Linked DNA regions of Homo sapiens: region 2 is linked to region 1. A link is an interaction called in ENCODE POLR2A ChIA-PET data of the cell type or tissue named here. Cell type or tissue: HCT116. All regions are shown on one strand.

Region 1 (8,000 bases):
TATATAGTAAATATACTATTAAAATTTGTCCCATTTATTCTATTAGTAGGAGAATTACTTCTTCCTAATCATGACCAAAGGTCATATTGGATCCCGGTTGTTTGATGAAAGACAGTGTGATAGAGTGGAAAGAAAAAAGTCTTTGGATCCAGACAGACTGAGTTGTGAATATTGGTTCTGTTACTTACCAACTAACCAACATCGGGCAAATGATTTAATTTCTCTAAGCCTTTTATCACACTTGTGAAAGGGAGCAGTAATAGCTTCCTTGTTAGGGATCTTGTAAAGGATAGCAATGGTTTATTTAAAGCATCCATCATATGATAAGTGTTAGGGACTATTACTGCTAGATCTGTTACTGTTACAACTACTACAGCTACTACTAATGTATCCTCATTATAATTGTCTGCTTTATGCATACCTGTGACAGGTCAGTAAGACTGATGCTATCTAAGAAAAGATGCTTAAAATATTCAAGTAGACTTTGTTCTTTTTGCTGAGCTGATCTATTTATTGCCAGGGTAAGCCTAGACCTTCAACTTCATGAGATTTAAACTTTTAAAATTGGAACTAGAAATTGGAACAGTAATCAGACATCTTTGTCTTTGTGTTTTTTGTGGGTTTTTTTTCTGTATATTAGCTTTATTTTTCTCTCTTATTTCAGGCCAGCTTTTTATTCTAACGATAGTGTTTATGCAGATGTAAGAGCTAGTTAATCATCTAGGTTGTGTTTCCTTCCCACTTCTAATAATGCTTTGTTTATACCTAGTGTATATGCCTCTTATTTTCTTTGTAAGTGAATGGCGTTCTGTTATTTCTTAGTCCCTCTTTTCCTTACCTCTCCCCACCAAAGACACCCATGTTTTCTATCTTAGCCACCTAATAGGGTTATAGAGGAAGTGTTCATTGTAGGGTTAAAATTGAAGGGCAAAAATCATTTATTTATATTTTGTTCTCCCCAGTCCTTTTTTTTTTTGGAGATGGAGTTTCACTCTTGTTGCACAAGTTGGAGTGCAATAGTGTGGTCTCAGCTCACTGCAACCTTCCCTTCCTGGGTTCAAGAAATTCTCCTGCCTCAGCCTCCCAAGTAGCTGGGAATACAGGTGCCCACCACTATGCCCGGCTTATTTTTGTATTTTTAGTAGAGATAGGGTTTCACCATGTTGGCCAGGGTGGTCTTGAACTGCTGACCTCAGGTGATCTGCCTGGCTTTGCCTCCCAAAGTACTGGAATTACAGGTGTGAGCCACTGTGCCCGGCCCCCAATCCTTGATTAAGGTTTTACATATACTACATCCTCAATAAATGTTGTATGAATGATTACATCCCTCTTAGGTGTAAGGCATTGTAGTAGTTACTATGAAAGATAGAAAGATTAACCAAATACATTTCCTACCCATGAGAAGTTTACTAGCATTTTATCATTAGTTATTCAGTGGGGAAGATAAGGCAGGTACATAAGTGAATAGAAGGTAAAAAAAAAAAAAAAATACATGCAATGGGAATTTACATATGAAGTGCTATGTTGGCTTCTTTTTAAAATGGCCAACATGTATATCTCTTCTTTCTTGTAAGATTCCAGAAAAACTCTAGTAAAGGAATTAAAAAATATATAAACCCACAATAAATAAGAATGAGAATGGGTTGGAGGGCAAGAAGGTTCTCTAGTGAATGAGATGGCAGTTAGATGGAAGCCTTGTGACTGATGAAGTAGAACAAAAGAAGAAAGGAGTATATATAAGGCCAGGGGTATACATGAAGTGGGATATAGATGGAAAAGAAGTATTCAGAGCAAATAAGGCCTGGAGTAAGTTGTGACACTAAATGAACTAATCTGCTGATCATACTCTACCATTAACCTTGCAGATATGTCTGCAGCCAGGCACCTCCCACCACTAAGGTTTTTATCAGAGCATTCTCCTCTACAGAGTAATTGGGTACAACCTCTGGGGTAATTAGAACAGCTAATATGGGGTGAAAAGCCTTTCTCACTCTGGCATTTAGGGGTCCCTTTGCTTAATGCTGGCTTTTAAAGCCTCTCATCTTAAACTGAAGCTTGCCAGTGAGAAAACTCCTACATACATAGAGATTAAAGTTTTTCCCACCCCCTTTGCAAGTAAATAACCAAGTATCACTAAACATTTGAGGAAAGCCTGCAATCTGAAAGAGGAAGATTATGATAATGAAAGAGGAAAAGTGCCCCCGGAGGAAACATATATCAAGGAGTAGAAGAGAACTGCTAAAAGTTCTGGAAAAACAAAAGCACTGTAAAAAGCTACTGGTAATTAGTATTGATCAAAGATTTCAGGAGATACTGCTTCCATTAATTGAGAACCAGACACAATGTAAAAGGAACAGCCAGAATAGGAACGAGCTCTTGAAGATGAATAATTACTGCCAATATAAATTTGTTGGAAGGGTTCAAAGTCAAAGAAATTTCCTAAAATGTAGAACAAAAGAAGAAATGTCATGGAAGGTTTGAAAGACGTAAGTAAGGCCCAGAGGGACTGTTCTAGGAGATCTAGCACCCAGCGAATAAGAATTCCAGCAAGAACTAAAAACCAAGAGGAGGAAATTAAAGAAATAATAGAGAAGAATTTCCCCTAGCTGAAGGAGAAATGTCTTTAGACTGAAGGGACTCAGCATATAAATGAAAAAAGATCTATATCTAGACATATTCTCATGAAATTTCAAAAACAATGACAGGATAGGAGTGTTAGAGTTCTCATCTAGTAAACCGGGGAGATTATAGTTTGTGGTTGCTATAAGAGGGAAATGGGGGGTTCATTATACCACTTAGATGAGTGATACAACTATATTGGGAGGTGGGGAGAGGTTGGGGAAGGCAAGAGAGCTAAATTCAAGTCTGACAACAGGGAATGGGCAAATAATATCTAAAACTTATGAGATGTGGAGGTAACCACCAAAAGATAAAACACAAATGAAACAGTTATTTCTTCTAGGCGAATAGGATTAGTAGGGGTGGAGAGGTGTCAAATGAGGAGACTTCTACTTCTCATTGTAATTTCTTCCTTCTGTTCTGTACTCCTCATTTGTAATCATGTAATTACATGGTTCTTTCTGAAATAATACTTTCTGAAAATTACTTTTCTTAAATACCTAATAAATATTAGGTTATAAAAGTTACATATAAATGAAAGATATCAGCTCTTGAAGAAGGTCCTGATGTTAAAATTATACTGTGGTTTGCTACAAGTGGGCTTAGCTGACAGTGATCGGACAGTTTTAAAACTTGACCTTTCATATATTTGTTAAATTGCATCTCTCACATCTTTGACTCATGGAGAAATAAGAATCATGAATTCTCTACAGTATACTCATCAACAATAAAATACAGAAATGACACAGTTAAGTGACATTGAGTCATAACTTCCCTTTTTACCCACAAGTTTAAGAGCCAGTGAGTAAACAAAGTGACCAAATTATGTTAAATGGGAATGAGGATAAACCTCCTAAGCAGTATACGAACTGAAGAGACTAGGGTTAAATCACGTGCTCCCTCTGAGTCTTCCTGCATTGTAGTTTTTAAAAATACCCAAGTGGTGTTCATATAGCTTCCCATTGTAAAATACTTGACTACATTTAAAAAAAAAAGCAGTACGTAAGCTCTCCTTCATGAATGCAGACATTTTCCTCTCTCCAGAGGTAACATATCAACAATTTGTTATTTCTCCTTCCAGACTGTTTTCTGTGCCTTTATCTATATATCTGAACAAATATATGTGAGGTTGAGTTTTCTGTACATTTGATTCTATTTTTTGCTTGTTTTTAAATTATATCATACAAATTGTATTGTTCTCCAACTTGCTTTATTCCTCCTTAGTTTTGGTTTCGGATAACTATAATTTTTATGTTTTTAAAATAAGGCCAGAATTTAATGTACCATTTCAACCCAGCTTCTTAAATGGGTTGTTGGGCTTGCTTTTATTTTATTTATTATTTTATTCCTTTATTGAAGATTAACATAATACAGAAAAAGTACACAAATACTAAGTGTGGAGCTGAGTGAATTTTTACAAAGTATACAAATCTGTGCAGCCACCATCCATGTTTAGATCTAAAGCCAGCACTTCTCGCCTCCCCAGAAGCCCCCTCCCAGGCATTCTGCACTCCCCACTGAGATCACCAGATTTGAGGTGCTCTTTGGATTCTACTTGTTGGCATAAATGGCTGATCACAGTGTCTGTATGTGAATGTGTGATTCAATGTTGATTTAGTATAACACTGGTCTCAGAACCCCTTTATACTCTTAAAAAAATTATCAAGGGTTCTGCCGGGTGCAGTGGCTCACGCCTGTAATCCCAGCACTTTGGGAGGCTGAGGTGGGCAGATCACAAGGTCAGGAGATCGAGACCATCCTGGCTAACACGGTGAAACCCCGTCTCTACTAAAAATACAAAAATTAGCCAGGTGTGGTGGCAGGCGCCTGTAGTCCCAGCTACTCGGGAGGCTGAGGCAGGCGAATGGCGTGAACCCGGGAGGCGGAACTTTTAGTGAGCCCAGATCGCACCACTGCACTCCAGCCTGGGCGACAGAGTGAGACTCCGTCTCAAAAACAAAAATAATAATAATTATTATTATTATTATCATCAAGGGTTCCAAATGAGTTTTTGTTTACGTTTGTTATATCTAATGATTTGTATTGTGTTAGAAATTAAAACTGAGAAAACTTTAAAACACAGGAACACACAAACACGTTATTTTAGCCATCAGAATGATGTAATTACAAGTCATGTGGCCTCAGGAAAAGTACATACGGTATATAACGAGGGAATGAGAGTTTTAAAAAAAACCATGGTGCTCAGTATTATGAAAATGATTTGACCTTATGGGTTCTGTGGAAGAACCTCAGAGACTCCCAGGGCTTCCCCCAGACCATACTTTGAGAGCTGCTCGTTTAAAATATGTGTAAGTTATTTAAACCTTTGATTCATTGTCCTCACAGAGAACGTCAGGATGCAGATGGGCAAATGAAAGAGCTCCAGGATCAGCTCGAAGCAGAACAGTATTTCTCAGTAAGTTCAAGACACATTAATTTGCAAATAGCAAACAGAGTTTTGGTTGGGATATTTTATTTATACCATACAACTCATATAAAAAGAGCAGCTGGGCAAAAGAATGTAGATAGTTTAAGAGAAATTTATTATCATTGCTAGAAAAATAATTCTAAGCACAAAACATACCTGGTGAAGCTGATTAACAGCATTGTTTTCAGGAAGAAAATATTTTCATAATGCAAGAAATAAAATTGTAATAAAATTATCATTTTAATAGTTGTGCTTTTTTTGAGATCAGTTTTAAAAATATGAAGTAGAAACTCCTGTTTTATTGATTTAAGCCAATAACATTTTTTTGTCTAAATTGTTAATGTTTTTCCTTGCCTCCTTATTCATTTTACCTATCTGTGCTATTAAATGAGAAATATCACTGTGATATCCAGTTGAAAATCATGCTTCTTAATTATTACCTGAACTTGTATTAGTTAATTGATGACTAGAAATAGGAAAGTTCATTAAACTATTCATTTGCTCGGGGACTTAGCAGTAAGAAAATATTTGTATGTGTTCATTCTCCTTTTTGTCTGAATAGCTTTTGAATGTAGAAGTAATATTTCTGATGATGATACGCATTTCTGTTGTATTTTGCTATTTAGACCCTTTATAAAACACAAGTTAGGGAGCTTAAAGAAGAATGTGAAGAAAAGACCAAACTTGGTAAAGAATTGCAGCAGAAGAAACAGGAATTACAGGATGAACGGTAAGTATGAGACCCTTGTCTCTTTTTGTTCATAGCTGTATACTTTGCTCCTAGAACAATGCCTGGTAATCACCAAATAAAAAATTATTGATGAAGTGAATTAGACAAAAACTTTCACTTCATAGTGAAAACTGAACCATTAAAATGATATATTGCTAAAATGTAGGGACTCTTTGGCTGCCCAACTGGAGATCACCTTGACCAAAGCAGATTCTGAGCAACTGGCTCGTTCAATTGCTGAAGAACAATATTCTGATTTGGAAAAAGAGAAGATCATGAAAGAGCTGGAGATCAAAGAGATGATGGCTAGACACAAACAGGAACTTACGGAAAAAGATGCTACAATTGCTTCTGTAAGTCAAATTCTTGGTGCTTTTTTGGATTATAGTTAAATTGCTATATCTTAAACCTTCTTTAGACATACTAAGTATCACAGATCTAAATGAAAAATTATATATGCTGACTACAAGATTTTTAATCTAGTTAACTGCCACCTTCTCAATGTTGTCAGAGGAGCTTACTAAAAGTGACTTCACCTGTTAATGAATTCAAAGTTAAAGGTCTAAAGTGAAAGGGTCATTTTTTTTTTTCTTTTTAAACAGAACTTAGTTCAGAAGAATCTTGAAACTACCAGGAAAACAGTTCCGTGCAGGTTGAAAAAATTGCAATAAAAATTTCAGAGAGAGGTCAAATATCAAGTAGTTAGGTTTACCCTATCAATTAACTAGACCTATTGAAATGCTGCGGTAATTAAAAAGTCTGGTATTAGAACAGGGATATTCAATCCTGTTCAGTGGAAATGAAAAGGGAGGCCAGAAAGATTTCTGCACATACAGGAACTTGGTATATATGATGGGAGTGGCAGTACACAAATCACTGGGAAAGGACACATTTCATAAATGGTTTCAGAATAACTGTGTTTTTATATGGAAAGGAATAAAATTAAATCCCCACTACATCACACACAAAAGTAAATTCTAGCTATCTTAAGGACTATGAAAAATAAAAATTTTAAGCTATCAGAACAGAATCTAAAAGTTGCATATGACAGAAGACAGCATAAACAAATGACAGAAGGGAGATATTTGTAATATATTTATTAAACAAGGGATTTGTATCTAGAGTATATGTAGAATGTCTGCAATTCAGTAAGATAAGATTAAAGAATTTGGAAGAAAACTTAGCTGAAAGAGAAAACCTAAATATATAAGCATGTACTTAACCTCACTATTGTTCAGGAAAAGCCTAGGTAAAACAACTTTGAAATACCATTTCATACCCATCACTTTGGCAGAAATTCAGTAGCTGACAATTTCAAGTGTCTGAAGAATGTCTAGAAAATGGCATTCTTATTCACTATGGGTAGTATAAATTTAGTATGGCATAGTACAGTAAGTAGTATGACAGTTTCCAGTAAATTTTAGGCATTCACATAATGCAGTCAGAAGAAAGTCCACATTAAGATAAATACACTATAGAAATTTAGGCACAATGCTTATAGCAGCATAAATATTTAGCAAAAACTCAAATGTCCATGAATGAATGAATGCATGCATTAAATGTAATAGAAGATGGAACTATTACATCAGATCTTCATTTGTATCAGCAATTTAATGCCTTAATATGCTATTGAGTGAAAACAATTACAGAAAGATAAATTCAGTAAGATAGAAAATCGCAGCCTGGCATGGTGGCTCATGCCTGTAATTGCAGCACTTTTGGAGTTGAAGGTGGGAGTATTGCTTGAGCTCCAGGAGTTTGAGACCAGCCTAGGCAACATAGTGAGACCCTGTTTCTACCAAAAAAAAAAAAAAATTTTTTTTATCCAGGTGTGGTGGTTCATGCCTATAGTCCCAGCTAGCTACTCATGGGGGCTGAGGTGGGAGGATCCTTAGAGCCTTGGAGGCTGAGGCTACAGTGAGTGGTGATCGCACGCCATTGCACTCCAGCCTGGGCAACAGAGCTTGAGACCTTGTCTCCAAAAAGAGAGAAAAAAAAAAAAGAAAATCACATAAAGCCACACTGTGTATTGTTTCATGTGTATATAATGAAATACAGTCATGGGTGGAAAGGCAAAACACGTAATTTACAGTAAAACTTCCTTCAGGCCAGGTGTGTTGGCTTATGCCTGTAAGTAATCCCAGCACTTTGAGAGGCCTAGGCGGGCGATCACTCGAGGCCAGGAGTTTGAGACCAGCCTGACCAACATAGTGAAACCCCATC
Region 2 (8,000 bases), 1.8 Mb before region 1:
ACTGTTCTGTGTTATAACATGATACTAAACTGTTTTACAAAACTGTAAAATTGCCTTAAAAAATTGTACCCAACTGTACAATGGATGTTGTACCAACTTACATTCCCATCAGCATTCTGTTGTATTACTCATCAATCCATATGATCACAAAAACATAATAGTATAAGATATTGTATTTTATTGTCATTGTATGAGTATAAAAAGCTATTTCATAACAGCATTAATTTCATTTCCATAACTACTTAAGAGGCTGAACACCTTTTAATGTTTTTTAAGCCTGCCTCCATAGGCATGATATCTGCTTATTTCTTTGCTCCTTTTTTTAAGATTTTATATTATGTCATATTTTTAATAACTTTTTAATTTTTTAAATCCTCCTATATGCTTGTAATATTAATCATTTATTATTTATATGTATTTCAGCTATTTTATTTCAGTTTGTAAGTTGAGTTTTTCTTTCTTTTAATAAAAAACCTCTTTTCCATTTTAATATAGTTAAATTTTCTGAAATGTTCCTTTTCCTTATAGTTAATATTTTTTGAGTCATGTAACCCAAAGGTCATTGTGATTATCTTCTCAGATTTGAAGAATTTGCCTTTCACATTTCAGTTTTAAATCTATCTGGTGTGTGTGTGTGTGTGTGTGTGTGTGTGTGTGTGTGTGTGTGTGTCTTGTGGGGACATAATTTTATTTTTCTATCTAAATTATCAACTTTTCCCAGCAGCATTATTAAATATTTCCTTCTTATCTTAGTAATGCCATTTATATAAAATATTCATAAATGTTTGGGTCTATTTCTGGGATTCTTATTTGTCTTCTTTTTATTGCTTATTTTGTTTATCCTACTTCTATTTTCACAGTGCCTTAATTAATATGTCTATATAAGATTTGATAAATGATAGCACGATTACTTTTTTTCTAATTTTTCTTTTACAACAAAGCCATGGTTGCTCCTAAACATTTGTTTTCCTATGTAACTTTTAAAATCATCTTCTCAAATTTAAATTATTTGTTAATGTTTTCATTGAAATTGGATAAAATCTAGCCCTTATTATGGGGGAAAGTAATGATTTCTCTTTATTGTTATAAGATTTTTCCAATTATGTTGGTTTCTTTAAATGTAATATCATATTCTTCTTAAATAATTTATTATTTCTTAAATTGTATTTATAATTTACTGGCTTTAATCTTTGATGCTCTACTGCTATTATAAATGGTATCTCTTTTTAATCATATTTATGAATTCATAATTACTAATTAAATTTAGCTATCTTGATAGTCTCTGATATTTATTGTTACTATTATGTTTTTAGTGCTCTGGGTTTTCTATTAGACAATTTAGTGATTTGCAATCACTATGATTTGTAATCACAGTTTTAATTCATACAATTCAAATTTTATAATTATTTTATTGATTGATTAGGATCTACAGAACAATGTTGAATTGTTGTGAGTAAAGTGGAAATTTTTGCCTTTTTCCTGATGTTTAAAGGAATGCTTTCCAAAAACTTTGCCTATTTATGGTAGTATTTTAGAAAGTTTTTAAACATAGATGCCCTTTGTCAAGTTGGGCAAGACTTTTTACATTCCTAAACTTCTAATAGTGTTTTTGTAAATTTATGTTACATTTATATCAATCTTCTTTTATTTATTGACATCATTGTAATTTCTTCTTTCATTTTGAATGCAGTTGATATGGTTTAACTGTGTCCTCACCCAAATCTCATCTTGAATTGTAATTCCCACAACTCCCATGTGTCATGGGGGAATCCTGGTAGGTGATCATTGAATCATGGGGTGGGGGGAGGGTCTTTACCATGCTGTTCTCATGATATTGAATAAGTCTCATGAGATCTGATAGTTTTAAAAACGAGAGTTTTTCTGCACAAGCTCTCTTCTCTTGTCAGCTGCCATGTGAGATGTGCCTTTCACCTTCCACCATGATTCTGAGGTCTCCCAAGGCATGTGGAACTGTAAATCCAGAAAACCTCTTTCTTTTGTAAATTGTCCAGTCTGGGGTATGTCTTTATCAGCAGTGTGAAAATGGACTAATACAGTAGTAAATTTTATTTTCTAATATTGAATCATCACTTTATCTGGAATAAAGGTAAGTTGGTCATGATGAACTCGGTCTTCTATGTAGGTTTGGTTTTCTAGTATTGTGTTTAGAACTGTTATATTCTACATTTTATACAACTATTGATAATAATACAGTGTTAAAGACGGCCTTAAGGAATAAGTTGAATATTATTACTTATATTTGCATGATGTAGACTAGAAATATGTTTCCCTTCAGACAAGGAAACAAAAAAGTGATTTAATACAAGGTTCTGAAAAGTGTTACCTCAAATTGAGTAAGGCAATAAGTGGGCACAGAGAAGTATCATGTAGAGCTGAAATTCTTATGTTGGGTTGCACGGCTTCTTTATGCTGTTAATAAACAAGCAGATGAAAATTACGTGACAAATTTTAATTTCAACCTATTTAAAAACGGATATTGTGAGATCCTTTATTTTAAATGTTCTATTTATGTAAGTGATTTTATGACAAGTGTGATAAATGCACAAGTCTTTGAAAAGCTCTATATAAGCATGAGAGATTTTTATATTGAAAGGAAAAATATTTAACTTGAACCACACTATCGATACGGTTTAACCTTGTGAAAATTGCACAGCTGTCTATAAGTCATTAAATTTCTATCTATAAGTCATTAAAATAATCACTGAAGTATAATTATTCTATTTTTTTGGCTTGATCTTCAGAAAATCAGAACATATTGTGGAGATTTACATATTTTAGAAAAGTCATTATGGTAAGTTTCTCATATTTACCACTGATGGTATTCCAAAAGGACTCCTCTTCAGAGGTTTTCTTCACCTATGTTTTAAGTTCTGAATAATTATTTTTCCATTGTAACCATATTCTATTAACATTTTCTTATGATACAATAAAAAGAAAAACATTCAATAGCTCTAACCCAAAAGGATAGCATGGGTCCATACTGACAGGCTACAAATGAGCATTTCTTTTAGTATTTTAGTTTGTTTTACATACAGCTATGTGCTAAATGATTACAGAAGTAGAAAAAGTATCTAAAGCACAGTGTGTTGTTATTGTTCATTAATTTTAATATTTTATAGTTCCAAAGTAATATATGCTATTTTAAAAGATTTTTTTTTTTTTTTTTGAAATAGAGTCTTGCTCTCTCGCTGGGCTGAAGTGCAGTGGTGCGATCTTGGCTCACTGCAACCTCTGCCTTCCAGGTTCTAGCAAATTCTCCCACCTCAGCCTCCCAAGTAGCTGGGATTACAGGTGCATGCCACCACACCTAGCTAATTTTTGTATTTTTGGTAGAGATGGGGTTTCATCATATTACCCAGGCAGGTCTTGAACTCTTGACCTCAAGTGATCTGCCCACCTCTGCCTCTCAAAGTGCTAGGGTCACATGCATGAGCCACTGTGAAATTATGTACTTTATAGAAAAAAAACAAATAAATTCATAATCTCCCCTCATCAACTATTCAAACTTCCGCATATTAACCTCGTAAACATTCTTGAAATTGATCTTCCATTCATTTTTTTCATTTTCACGTAAAAATACCTAAAGCATTTTAGGATCCGTTAAAAACTGCTTGCTGACAAAGGATATACCAGACATTCTAGAGTAACCGGAACTAGTATTTGTTCATTTGTGTTAAGCCACTGTTTTAAGTAATTTAGTAATCATAGCTTATTTAATCTTTAAAAAAAAGCTAGATATCATTATTTTCTTTTTAGAAAAGTGAACAAGTTTAAGCTATTTGCCAAGGTTAAGCAGTTTGTCTCTGTGGTAGAACTAAGACTTGAATCTATGTCTATCAACCTTTAAAACTGTGGCTTTTTACAAGAAATCAGAGGGAAGAATGTATATGTTTACTACTCTCAGTTGGAAGGCTGCTTTTCAAAAGGAGCTTAAAGAGGAAAAAGACTTACTCCTGATCATTGACTTTTGACATGCATAACAATTTTCTAAACTAAATGGAATTGTTCAAATTGATAATAAATTCAGAAAGTTTGGTCATAGTGGCCTCTTCTGGTGAAAACGAGAATATCAGAAATACTTGTGAAGAATCATAAATAAATGTTCAATATGAAATTTAAATAAATCATACCAAATATATTTTTACTTATTTAGAAATTATGTTTCCTTATAAATACTAAGTCAAAACATGGTAATATTAATGGTAGCTTCTTCTGGGTTTTTTTTTCTTAATGTCATCAAAATGTATTATTTTATGAGGAAAGAGTACTTCACTGGACAAACTCAAAAATAAATCTTAATGCTGTGATCTTAGGTGAAGACTTAAATTCTTCTATGAAAAATTGAATAGAAAAGATTGAGATAACAATAGCAAGAGATATAAAAACACTAATATTTTCATGGCCATATTATGGTTTACAAAGAAATGTCCCATATGTTATTATAATAATCTTCATAATAACACAGTGAAATTCACAAAGCAGTCTTACAGATCCCAAGTTATAAAAAAGGATAATAAGGCTTAAATATTTTCCATGTTTTGACTAATATACCTCCTAATGGTGAATCACGTTGTATACCCAGATCTTCTCATTCAAAATTGAATGACTTTTTGCTACAGAACATTATTTGCAAGGTTGTGATGAATCCCATCAAGTCCCTGCATATGAAAACCTTTGTTAACTCAAGTTACTATACCTGTTGTCATTATGGACCTTACAATGTCAGGATAGAAGGACTGAAAGACTACCCAGTCCAGTCATTTTCAAAATGTATTTATCTGTTGATCTGTCACATTCTTTCCACAAATACTTTGAAGTAGAAAGTAGGCAAACTTATATTCCTTTAGGTATATACCCAGTAATGGGATTGCTGGGTCAAATGGTATTTCTGGTTCTAGATCCTTGAGGAATTGCCACACATCTACCACAATTGTTGAACTAATTTACATTCCCACCAACAGTGTAAAAGAATTCCTATTTTCCCACAGCCTCGCCAGCATCTATCGTTTCCTGACATTTTGATAATCACCATAGTGACTGGCATGAGATGATATCTCATTGTGGTTTTGAACTGCATTTCTCTAATGATCAGTGATGTTGAGCTATTTTTCATAAGTTTGTTGGTTGCATGAATGTCTTCTTTTGAGAAGTGTCTGTTCATACCCTTTGCCCAATTTTTGATGGTATTGTTTGTTTTTTTGTAAAGTTGTTTAAGTTCCTTGTAGATTTTGGATATTAGACCTTTGTCAGATGGATAGATTAAAAAAATTGTCTCCCATTCTGAAGGTTGCCTGTTCACTCTGATGATAGTTTGATTTGCTGCAGAAGCTCTTTGGTTTAATTCTATTCCGTTTATCAATTTTGGGTTTTGTTGAAATTGCTTTTGGCATTTTTGTCATGAAATTTTGCCCATGACTATGCCTGAATGGTATTGCCTAGATTTTCTTCTAGGATTTTTATAGTTTTGGGTTTTACATTTAAGTCTTTAATCCATCTTGAGTTAATTTTTGTATAAGGTGTTAGGAAGGGGTCCAGTTTCAATTTTCTGCATATGGCTAGCCAGTTCTCCCAGAACCATTTATTAAATAGGGAATCCTTTCCCCATTGCTTGTTTTTGTCAGGTTTGTCAAAGATCAGATGGTTGTAGATGTGTGGTCTTATTTCTGAGTTCTCTACTCTGTTCAATTGGTCTATGTGTCTGCTTTTGTACCAGTACCATGCTGTTTCATACGGTAGTCTTGTAGTATAGTTTGAAGTCTGGTTACATGATGCCTCCAGCTTTGTTCTTTTTGCTTAGCATTATCTTGGCTATACAAGCTCTTTTTTGATTCCATATTAATTTTACAATAGTTTATTCTAATTCTGTGAAGATTGTCAATTATAGTTTAATGGGAATAGCATTGGATCTATAAATTACTTTGGGCAGTATTGCCATTTTCACGATATTGATTCTTTCTATCCGTGAGCATGGAATATTTTCCATTTGTTTTCATCCTCTCTGATTTCCTTGAGCAGTGGTTTGTAGTTCTTGAAAAGCCCTTCGCTTCACTTATTAGCTGTATTCCTAGGTATTTTATTCTCTTTGTAGCAATTATAAATGGGAGTTCATTCATGATTTGGCTTTCTGCTGGCCTGTGGTTGGTGTATAGGAATTCTTGTGACTTTTGCACATTGATTTTGTATCCTGAGACTTTGCTGAAGTTGCTTATCAGCTTAAGAAGGTTTGGAGCTGAGATTATGGGGTTTTCTAGATACAGATCTTGTCATCTGCAAATGAAGATAATTTGACTTCATCTTTTCCTATTGAAATACCCTTTATTTCTTTCTCTTGCCTGATTTCCCTGGCCAGAACTTCCAACACTGTGTTGAATAGGAATGGTGAGAGAGGACATCCTTGTCTTGTGCTAGTTTTCAAGGGGAATGCTTCCAGTTTTTGTCCGTTCAGTATGATATTGGCTGTGGGTTTGCCATTAATGGCTCTTATTATTTTGAGGTATGTTCCTTCAATATCTAGTTTATTGAGAGTTTTTAACATGAAGTGATGCTGAATTTTATTGAACGCCTCTTCTGCATCTATTGAGATAATCAAGAGGTTTTGTCTTCAGATCTGTTTATGTGATGCATTTATTGATTTGCATAGATTGAACCAGCTTTGCATCCTAGGAATAAAGCCAACTTGACTGTGTGAATAAGTTTTTTGATGTGCTGCTGTATTTGGTTTCCCAATATTTTATTGAGAATTTTTTGCATTGATGTTTATCAGGAATATTGGCCTAAAGTTTTGTTTGTTTGTTTGTTTGTTTTTTCTGTTGTATCTCCACCAGGTTTTGGTATCAGGATGATGCTGGCCTCATAGAATGTGTTAGGGAGGAGTCCCTCCTTTTCAATTGATTGGAATATTTTCAGAAGAAAGAGTATCAGCTCCTCTTTGTACTTCTGATAGAATTCAGCTGTAAATCTATCTGGTCCTCGGCTTTTTTTTTTTTTTTTTTTTTTTTTGGTTGGTAGGCTATTTATGACTGCCTCAATCTCAAAACTTTTTATTGGTCTATTCAGGGATTCCACTTCTTCCCGGATAAGTCATGGGAGGGTGTATGTGTCTGGGAATTTATCCACTTCTAGATTTTCTAGTTTACTTGCATAGAGATGTTTATAGTATTCTCTGATGGTTGTTTGTATTTCTGTGGGGTCAGCGGTAATATTTCTTTTATCATTTTTCATTGTGTCTATTTGATTCTGCTCTCTTTTATTCTTTATTAGTCTAGCTAGTGGTCTATTTATTTTATTAATTTTTTCAACAAACCAGCTCCTGAATTTATTGTTTTTTGAAGGAGTTTTTGTGTCTCTATTTCTTTCAGTTCTTCTCTGAGCTTGGTTTTCTCATGTCTTCTGCTAGCTTTGGTGTTTGATTGATCTTGGTTCTCTAGTTCTTTTAGTTGTGATGTTAGGGCATCAGTTTGAGATATTTCTAGCTTTTTGATGTGAGCATTTAGTGCTATAAATTTTCCTCTTAACACTGCTTAGCTGTGTCCCAGAGATTTTGGTGCATTGCTCTTTGTTCTCATTGGTTTCAAAGAACTCCTTGATTTCTGCCTTAATTTCATTATTTACCCAGGAATCATTCAGGAACGGGTTGTTCAATTTTCATATAGTTTTGTGGTTTTGAGTAAGTTTCTTAATTTTGAGTTCTAATTTAATTGCACTGTGGCTTGAGAGACTGTTATGTTTTCAGTTCTTTTGCATTTGCTGATGAGTGATTTACTTCCAAATATATAATTGATTTTAGAGCAAGTGCCATGTGGTCCTGAGAAGAATGTATATTCTGTTGTTTTGGGGTGGAGAGTTCTGTAGATATCTATCATGTCTGCTTGATCCAAAGGTGTGTTCAAATCCTGAATATCTTTAATTTTCTGTCTCGCTGATCTATCTAATAATGACATTGGATTGTTAAAGTCTCCCACTATTATTGTGTGGGAGTC

What was found. Peaks named below come from ENCODE experiments on the same cell type or tissue, not always from the same donor. Only the 100,000 strongest peaks of a DNase experiment are listed, where the experiment ranks them.
Region 2: POLR2A ChIA-PET joins it to region 1 with 6 read pairs; 1 of 35 experiments calls an interaction of 5 or more read pairs at or near these places.

What each region holds. Positions count from the first base shown.
Region 1 is chr2:11,199,087-11,207,086 of GRCh38, reverse strand. It overlaps ROCK2 (Rho associated coiled-coil containing protein kinase 2), which reads left to right. Exons shown (of 33, transcript NM_004850.5): 21 at 4,966-5,035; 22 at 5,674-5,777; 23 at 5,944-6,130. Among named protein-coding and RNA genes, the nearest start is that of SLC66A3, 48 kb to the right of the region's middle. RefSeq lists a silencer at 3,290-3,584. In HCT116, no CTCF peak of the experiment used is centred here; a DNase peak (open chromatin) is centred at 3,396; H3K4me3 peaks cover 355 bases; H3K27ac peaks cover 1,158 bases.
Region 2 is chr2:13,042,820-13,050,819 of GRCh38, reverse strand. All of the region lies in intron 1 of LOC105373436 (a long non-coding RNA gene), which reads right to left. Among named protein-coding and RNA genes, the nearest start is that of MIR3125, 310 kb to the right of the region's middle. In HCT116, a CTCF peak has its summit at 4,024 (motif pointing left); a DNase peak (open chromatin) is centred at 4,059.